2 separate regions of the Mus musculus genome follow, and region 1 is linked to region 2. A link is a contact called in ENCODE Hi-C data. All regions are on one chromosome and are shown on one strand. The core of a region is the stretch at or near the end of the contact, and the rest is flanking DNA. Distances in the headings are between cores, read along the strand shown. Region 1 holds the start of G530011O06Rik (RIKEN cDNA G530011O06 gene). Region 2 holds the start of 4930558G05Rik (RIKEN cDNA 4930558G05 gene).

What was found. A loop is a pair of places that touch in the nucleus more often than their neighbours do.
Region 1: a map of T-helper 17 cell shows a loop between it and region 2 (28-fold over the local background). The contact joins the promoter of G530011O06Rik here to the promoter of 4930558G05Rik in region 2. A Hi-C loop is called at or near these places in 4 of 37 maps with a recorded cell type or tissue (T-helper 1 cell, T-helper 17 cell and T-helper 2 cell).

What each region holds. Positions count from the first base shown.
Region 1 is chrX:169,976,259-169,980,730 of GRCm38, forward strand. It overlaps G530011O06Rik (RIKEN cDNA G530011O06 gene), which reads right to left and starts at 2,659. Exons shown (of 2, transcript NR_029457.1): 1 at 2,028-2,659; 2 at 1-532. It overlaps Mid1 (midline 1), which reads left to right. Exons shown (of 10, transcript NM_001290505.1): 4 at 664-771.
Region 2 is chrX:129,048,874-129,053,399 of GRCm38, forward strand. 4930558G05Rik (RIKEN cDNA 4930558G05 gene) reads left to right here and starts at 2,651. Exons shown (of 4, transcript NR_045441.1): 1 at 2,651-2,742.

The DNA.
Region 1 (4,472 bases), core at 1,409-3,908, about 41 Mb after region 2:
ATGTACCCAAAGGACTCCATATCCTAACATAGAGATACTTGCTCAGCCATATTTATTGCTATACTATTTACAATAGCTAAGATATAGAATCAACCTAAAGTTCCCTTGACAGAAGAGTGGATTTTAAGAATATGGTATATCCACATATGGGAATTGTATTCTGCCATAAAAAGAATGGAGTCTTCACATTTTCAGGAACATGGATGGGCCTGGATTTCGTCAGCTATATCTGGGTCCTTTCGATAAAATCTTGCTAGTGTATGCAATGGTGTCAGCGTTTGGAAGCTGATTATGGGATGGATCCCTGGATAAGGCAGTCTCTAGATGGTCCACCTTTCATCTCAGCTCCAAACTCCGTCTCTGTAACTCCTTCCATGGGTGTTTTGTTCCCAGTTCTGAGAAGGGGCAAAGTGTCCACACTTTGGTCTTCGTTCTTCTTGAGTTTCATGTGTTTTGCAAATTGTATCTTGTATCTTGGGTATTCTAAGTTTTTGGGCTATCACCTGAGGAATACCGAATGGCAGAGAAGCACCTGAAAAAAAATGTTCAACATCCTTAATCATCAGGGAAATGCAAATCAGAACAACCCTGAGATTCCACCTCACAGCCACTCAGAATGGCTAAGATCAAATTCAGATGAATGCCATTTTATTCATCCTGTAGGTCAATGCATCCCGTCAAGAAGCCAAACTGACAGAAGAATGTGATCTTCTCATTGAAATCATTCAGCAACGAAGACAAATTATTGGAACAAAGATTAAAGAAGGCAAGGTATGGTTTCCTTGATAAAAAGGTTCTGTATTTCTCACCTGAAGAATATATACTTTCTCTCCAACATCTACAGCTTTGAAAGTTAAAAACAAATCGTACTCTCTGCATTCGTCATAATCCCTTCTTAACTACCTGCCTTGGTCCATTTTGTGTTGCTGTAGTAAAATACTCGACAAAGAGTAGTGAAGAACCGAAAGAGAATTATTCATATTTCTTAAAATTCCCAATAGCATGGCACCATGTTTGCTCAATGCCTCTGGCAGTAAGTGTCCACCTAGAATCTACTGAGAATATACTTCCGCATAGTGCATCTTCTTTCATCATGTGGACTCATCTCTCATTCCTTTCGTCTCCTAGTTTCTCAGATGCCTGTTTTTCTGCCATGGTTAGTTGCTATTATGTTCCAAGAAGATAATCTGCTATTGTCAAGTGGTTGCATGCCAGGATCAATACTCTACATGCCCACATAAATTTCTTTAGAAAATTTATCGTTTTAATGTTAAATTGACAAGTTATACGTGTACATGTTGGTGGATACGACATGATTCTGTGGTTCATGAATAGAATGTATAATAATTAAATCAAGCTAAGTAACATATTCATCACCTCAAACACTTATTTTTGTGGTGATAAATTCTCGAATTTAACGGTCTAGTAATCTGGAAGTGTAAGAAATTTACATTTGGTATATTTGTTAATCTATGCAATGTAGCTCAAAAAATTTTTTTAAAAAGCCTCTGTTCTCCTGTTTAATTGGTTACGTATTCTTCTTATGATGGTTTCTATCGTACTATTACACATTACCAAAACTTTGTAGCTTAGAACCTTCTTATTGATTATCTTACTGTTCTGATGTCTGAGAGCAGTCTCACTGTACTAAAGGCTACATAGGTTAAAGGCAATGTTAGTAAGCTATGCTTGTCTTGTCAAGTTTCTGGAGGTCATCCATGGTCCTTGGCTCACAACTAAGTCATTAGCACTCTGCCTTCTGTCTTCATCCTGCTATCTACTTCACTGACATGAACCGTCCTGTCTCTCTGTCATAAAGACCTTAGGAATTATGTAGAGATTACCCAGACGATCCTGGACCACCCCAACCCCTTAAGATTCTTAACCTAGACATCTACAAAGTTCCTTTGGTATGGAAGGTAGCATACTGAAAGATTCCCAAGGTGCCGATGTGGACTTCGCTAAGAGTCCATCTTCAGATTGCAGTGGCACTTTTTCATACCTCTGCAGCAACCGTACTTACTTACCCTTACTCAGCTGCAGCTTGAATTTCACGGCCTGGGGTTTCCTTTCAGGAGCTAGAGGATAGTAATAAAAGGTATTCCAGTTTGGGCCATGATTATAGGTAGAGTCCATCTTTTGTAGCACTCACTCCGCTGCAGACATACACCATTAATAGACATGGACTCCAACGGTGAAGAGTGAAATGAGAGCAGCATTTCGGTGAAGCAGGAATGGCATGAAAGTGCAATGCCACAACTGTGGCTGGAAGCACAGGCATGGTTGAAGAGATACGGGCATGCCTGCAGTTCCGATGCCTGTGCCTAAAAAACATCCTGGAAGAATCTGGAATTGCTTTGGATCGGATGGAAGGCAGAAACCAGGCCTGTGCCTCAGCGCCACAGACTGCAGAAGGCTTCTTATTCATTACGAGGGACGGGAAAAGAGTATTGCCGATGTCTGCCTGGCATCATAGCTTTTGGCAAACTTCAGTTCTGAGGTTCTGGAACAAGTCAGTCGTTAAGAGGACCCGTACTCCACTCATTCTATTATCACACCAGACAGGTGCCTCAGAGGCACAGAGATGAGACAGGAGTCCACAGTGAGATTGGATTGCAGAGCGCTGAGCCCAGGAGCCGGGTTAGGGGAAAGCAGAAGTAAAACCATTGGAGCACACCAAGGAGAACAAGAAGCTATTTTCAGATTCTTTTCTTTAAAACTGAGGTGCTGAGCTCATTTCCGAAGCAAGCCAAGAAATCTTGAGTTTCTAAAAGCACAGCCAGCAAAATCAGCAGCATTATCTAATTTCCGGTAAGATTCGTTTTGCAGAAGAGGACACAGACCTGAAAAGAAACAGTTTAGAGATAAAGAAATCACAGACAAAAAAGGACTCAAAGAAGAAATACACAGACGGGAATGCAATCAATAAGTTTTGGAGGTAAACTCGTAGACAATTATGTGACAGAAAACAGCTACAGAAGAAATTGGGCAATCCGACCCCTTGGAGGAAGTTTTTTCCCGGCGTGCTCTCTGTCGCCACCCGGTGGTGACAGAGGAGAATGCGGCGGTCGTGACCGTTCGATTTTCCTTTTTTCAAAGGACACTTGTTTTTGGTTTCCGTGAGCGTTGATTCCTTTTCAAAGCATCTACGTGCACGTTCGTTTTTCTCTTATTATCTTTTATTATCTTTTATTATCATTGATGTGCTTCACGAGATATGAATATTCTTCTGCTTCCGTGGGGACTGAGTTTTGGCCTCTGCCTGGGGAGTTCCATCGAGGTAAGAAGGGACAAAAGGGTCTGAGTGACATTCAAGCATGACAGATGTCCATGGACTTAAAGATTAAAGCGAGATTGATATTTGAAATGCTGGTCCCGACCATACTAGTCATTCATCACCCGGAGACTTAAAAACGTGCGTTGCTCGTTCAAATGCAAATTACTGTGGCTCTGCCAATGGCAGCTCCTTAACTAGAATGCCAGAGGATGTGCCCAGACATCTAGAGTTTTCCTGGGAAAGATCCCCAGCTGATTCTATCGCACACAGTGTTTGTGAATCTCCGAGGCAACTGTCAACTGACCTGTAATGAAAAGTACGCTCTACATGGAAGTCCACTCGAGAAGATCGTGGCAGTTTCACAGTATGCTCTCAATTTCTTTTACATCAATATCTCCTGTTTCGGTTATTCTTCTTGTCCTTAAACATCACCGTTAATCTCCAAATAGCCTCAGAGGAAAAACCTGAAAAATATGACATTGAAGAGCCGTCATCTTTGAGACGTGTGGTCTCTGCTGTGCCTATTCAAAGGCTAAGAGAGTGACATGAAATGAAGCCAGAAGAGTAGTCTGACCTCATCTCGTTTGGTGAGAATTTTATCATCTGCCTTCAACTTGGCCGTACCATTTAAATCTTCTTGATGTTATGTAATTAAATATTCCACTCATCTGGTTTATGGTTGAGACTATTAACTTATCCTTCTGGAATTCTCCCTTCCTCTGACAGTTCCTAATAGATGTGTTCTAACACCCTGAGTTAGGCTAGAGGGCTGCCTCGACTCTCTAGATAATGTTGCCAGAGGCTCTGTTCTATCTGGTGTGAAATGGTGTTATTTTGTTCGACTCGGGTACACACTTCTCCTGATAGGGACAAGACCTACCTTTAGAATGAACGATGTGTTTTTAACCATGCTGCCAAGATCACATATTCTTAGCTGCCAAGTCTGGACATTTCATTCTGACTCGTCATTTTCATGGACTCTTTTCAGCCTTGTCTGAAATCTTGGGCTCAGCACCTCTCGATTCGGCTGTCATTTCCTTCGTTTGCTTAGTACACATTTGGAATTGGACATTCCCTAGGGTTCTACAGATCTGACATCTCCTTCCTTCCTTCCTTCCTTCCTTCCTTCCTTCCTTCCTTCCTTCCTTTTTTTTTCTCCAAGATTAAAGTTGTCCTGGGATAATAGTCATGACTT
Region 2 (4,526 bases), core at 1,401-3,900:
CATGGCCTCTGCATCAGCTCCTGCTTCCTGACCTGCTTGAGTTCCAGTCCTGACTTCCTTGGTGATGAACAGCAGTATGGAAGTGTAAGCCAAATAAACCCTTTCCTCCCCAACTTGCTTCTTGGTCATGATGTTTGTGCAGGAATAGAAACCCTAAGACAACTAGCATTTCATCTGAGCATTCACCTGGCTCCTGTGTTTAGCTGATCTTATTTGAGGGTTGTTCCTATTCTCAGTTGTAAACAGGGCCTGGCTTCCCCTAGCTTTTTATGTATGCATTTTCTTTGTTTTGTGTCAATGTACTTTGGCTGATGTATTCGCCTAGCTTTCTTGTTTTTCATCTGTATTAAAAGTCTGGTGTTTGCTTGGAAAAATTACATTCAGATATGCACTCTCTCTGTGTCCCCGTCTGTTTGTCATCCATACCAACTCCTTGCTCGCCTGTAATTGGAACTCTGAGTTTTCCTGCAGATTGAGAACCCGATTGAGGTCCTTCTGTAGCAGTCATGGAAAAATGACATAAATTTACACAACCCTGATTGTGTTTGATATATACATTTTCCCTATCTTTAAAGTCAGTGTAAGAAGCAAATATAATAATATGATGTAGATGGTCCTAGGAACTGTATGAGTAGTAAGAGTTCAATAATCTTTGGAATAATATAATTTTAAATTTTAGATGGCTAAAGATTTCAAAGAAAACATATTATCCAGTCGGGTTTAAGATCAAAATCAAAACTGCTAGACTTTTTAAGTCAGAACTCGTTCCCAGGTTCCAGAAAAGCAGAGAACCAACAAAGAAAACTTTGTATAAGCCACAATATCTTGTGATTTGAGTTTATAACACATGCATTTTAGCAGGATTTTCTTATCAGTAGTGCACATATCCAGTTTCAAAACTTGAGAACTACATCATTTGCTCCATTATAAAATATTACTTTATTTAATTTTCCTTTTAATTTTTAGGTCTCTGTTGGTGAGGAACAGCAGATCTTTTCTCACTCTGTTGTATTTCAATACTATACATGACTTTCATTTTATTTTAGAAGGATATGAGTTTTAAACATTTACCTAGAAAAATCTGTGAATATTTCACTTATGACATCTGTAGGTATTTTCTTGCTTAAAGACAGATACACAAATTTCCTTCTAATAATAATGCACTTGGGTTTTGACATTTATAGTATTATAACATTTTGAATTTATTTTTGTACATGAAGTGAAATAGGAATATGTATGCAATTTCTCCATATGGATAACAAATTCTGCCAGCATGTTTCACTTATTTACTTTATTCTGTCTTTCCTATTAAATGCACTTTTAACTGAAACAGAAGCTCATAAAAAGTATACATATTAGTGAGATGAGATGATGCTGCAGTGTACATGCACACTATATAATACATAAGTCTGCAAGTCATGTTAAACATATATTTACAGCAAGCATTTCTGAATGGTTTAAACTTCAAAATTTGTCTACCTTTTTTTCCTTTGTGCAGTACATTATTGCTATCTTCAGCCAAACTTCTTATTGGAATCTAGGAATAACTCAGTACTCATAATAATTATAGTGTTAAAAATTAATTTTCCTTTTTTCAAGTATTAGATTTCTTTATTTGTTAATGGAAAATACACCATGTAAAATATTAAAAAAATCTCACTAGTGAATTCATTAAAACAAATAGGTAAACCTGTATATATTTATGTAAATGTTGCTTTTATTTCCTAAGATTATGGGATGAGATGAGAGTGCTAGATTAACAAATACATGGCTTGGGTTGAGCCAAAAGCATTTCAATCTCTGTTCTATTCCTAGGCTTAGGCCTGGGAACTTCTAGCCTCTATACAATCTAGTCTTCTGTAAGCCCAGAACCTAAGGGTTTCAGCTTCCAACTGTCATCTGCTAATTGAAGCCTAGAATGTTTCAGCCTCTGAGACTTACTACTGAATAAACTCATACTTTCTAGCTATTTCTGAATTTTGGCTGGTTGGCTAAAGCTGACTGATTCAAATTGGCTTCACTTGGCTTCAGACTTAATTTCTCTGCTTAGGAAGCCCTCTAAACTCCACAAACTGAAATGAGCACAACTGCACTCAATTGAACTGCATCAAATTGAACTGCTCCAAAGTGAATTGCTCTGAACTGAATTCAGTTCTCTGACTGTTCTTTTTGTTTTTTTTTAATTAGGTATTTATTTCATTTACATTTCCAATGCTATCCTAAAAGTCCCCCACACGCTCCCCCACCCACTCCCCCACCCACCCACTCCCACTTCTTGGCCCTGGCATTCCCCTGTACTGAGGCAGATAAAGTTTGCATGACCAATGGGCCTCTCTTTCCACTGATGGCCAACTAGGCCATCTTCTGATATATATGTGTTGCGGCTGGCCAGCAGCTCGCAACGAACAGTTCAACTGAGATGGCAACTCGGCCTGCAAGAGAGGAACTAGACGGGCGGAAGAAAGAAGCCAAGTCAAAAGTCACTCTGATCAAAGCTCAATTTTTACTGTTGCCACACTCAGTTATGAAGGAAGGTGGAGGGGACCCGATTCCCGCCAAATAATCTCGAGAATCCAGTAGCAGGGTGAGCACATAATGGCTTCAGAACAGCAAAGCAGCAGGTTCCAGCAGTGGGCGTGGCAGAACGAATGAGCAGGAAGCTCTACCCCTGAGCAAGCAGGTTTCAGGCTGGGGAGGGAAGACTACACATATGCAGCTAGAGACACGAGCTCCAGGGTACTGGTTAGTTCATATTGTTGTTCCACCTATAGCGTTGCAGATCCCTTTAGCTCCTTGGGTACTTTCTCTAGCTCCTCCATTGGGGGCCCTGTGATCCATCCAATAGCTGACTGTGAGCATCCACTTCTTTGTTTGCTAGGCCCGGCATAGTCTCACAAGAGACAGATATATCTGGGTTCTTTCAGCAAAATCTTGCTAGTGTATGCAGTGGTGTCAGCGTTTGGAAGCTGATTATGGGTTGCATCCCCAGATATAGCAGTCTCTAGATGGTCCATCCTTTCATCTCATCTCCAAATTTTGTCTTTGTAACTCCTTCCATGGGTGTTTTTTTCCCAGTTCTAAGAAGGGTCAAAGTGTCCACACTTTGGTCGTCGTACTTCTTGATTTTCATGTGTTTCGCAAATTGTATCTTATATCTTGGGTATCCTAAGTTTCTGGGCTAATATCCACTTATCAGTGAGTATATATTGTGTGTACTTTTGTGATTGGGTTGCCTCACTCAGGATGATGCCCTCCAGGTCCATCCATTATTCTTAAGAAGCCTCTCTTTTCTGTCTTTTCTCCTGAGAGTTGGGCACATCCTATCTCTGTCAAATCATTCTCTGATTTATCACTTTGTCTGCCCTCAATTAAATGTCATTGTTTGTGATTAAAGGTGTGTAGTAAAGGTATGTCTATATTCCAGTCAGAGGGATCAAAGGCATGAATTTCAGCCAGAGAGCTTAAAGGTGTGTGGTGTTTCTGCATTCTAGTTGGATCATATTCTTGGATCACTTCCTTTGCCAGACTAGTCATGTTGCTGGATTAAAACTACATGTGTATGTGAAAAAGTATAACATGAAAACAAAACAAACAAACAAACAAACAAACATAAAAACTAGGCCTTTAGGCCCAGGCTTGAGAATGTGACCTTTGTGACTCAATGCTCCAAGGCATGCTAATCATAAAACAAATAGTGACATTTCTCCACCGACCTGCTTCCTGGGTTCAGGGAGTGTTTGTTCAAAAAGGGTCACCCTGACTGCTGCTGGAACCCTCTATGCAAATGTGCTATTGTTAGGGGCTCATAGAACAACTGAGCAGGAAAGAAAATGTATTTAAAGGAAGCTAAGAATAAGAGAGGACAAAGGTAATCCCACAAACCAAAGTCTCAACCATGGCAGTTTGAAAGGTTATAGGAACAGGGTAAAATAAGTGAAGGGCAGGAATATTCTTGTCTCTTATGAGAACAGGCAAGGCTTTTTCTGGGAAGATCAGAAACTACTGATTTTGACTTCTTTCATGGTACTTTCAGGAGATCAGGAAATCACTATGCCACTTATCTTAGATACAAACTGATTTGAGTAACCCATAGCTGTCTTGGATCGGTAGAGCCCAACAAGTGATGCAGTTTCTGTTTTTAACCGAAGCCTACATTTACCATTATTGCTTAAGATGGAGTCAAAAGATGCTTATAAAATGGAGTCTATTTGGTCTTAGGGAAAAGCAGAGTCTACTAAAACAAGGAAACAAACAAACAAACAAACAACAACAAAACAGTTGCACATAATATGAAGTAACTTAGACCAGGACATAGCTTGATTTCAACACATTGTAGAAACACACACAGGCATACAAAGAAACACAAATGCACACACACGAAGTGGCATGTATGCACAACTGTTTCTGGTTTTATTGTGTCCTTCAGCCTATATCTACCTATCTATACATTTATTCTGTGTAAGTATAGTGCTAACCAATTGTGTTACTGGATTATCACCTATCCATTTATTTTGATAGTTTCACAA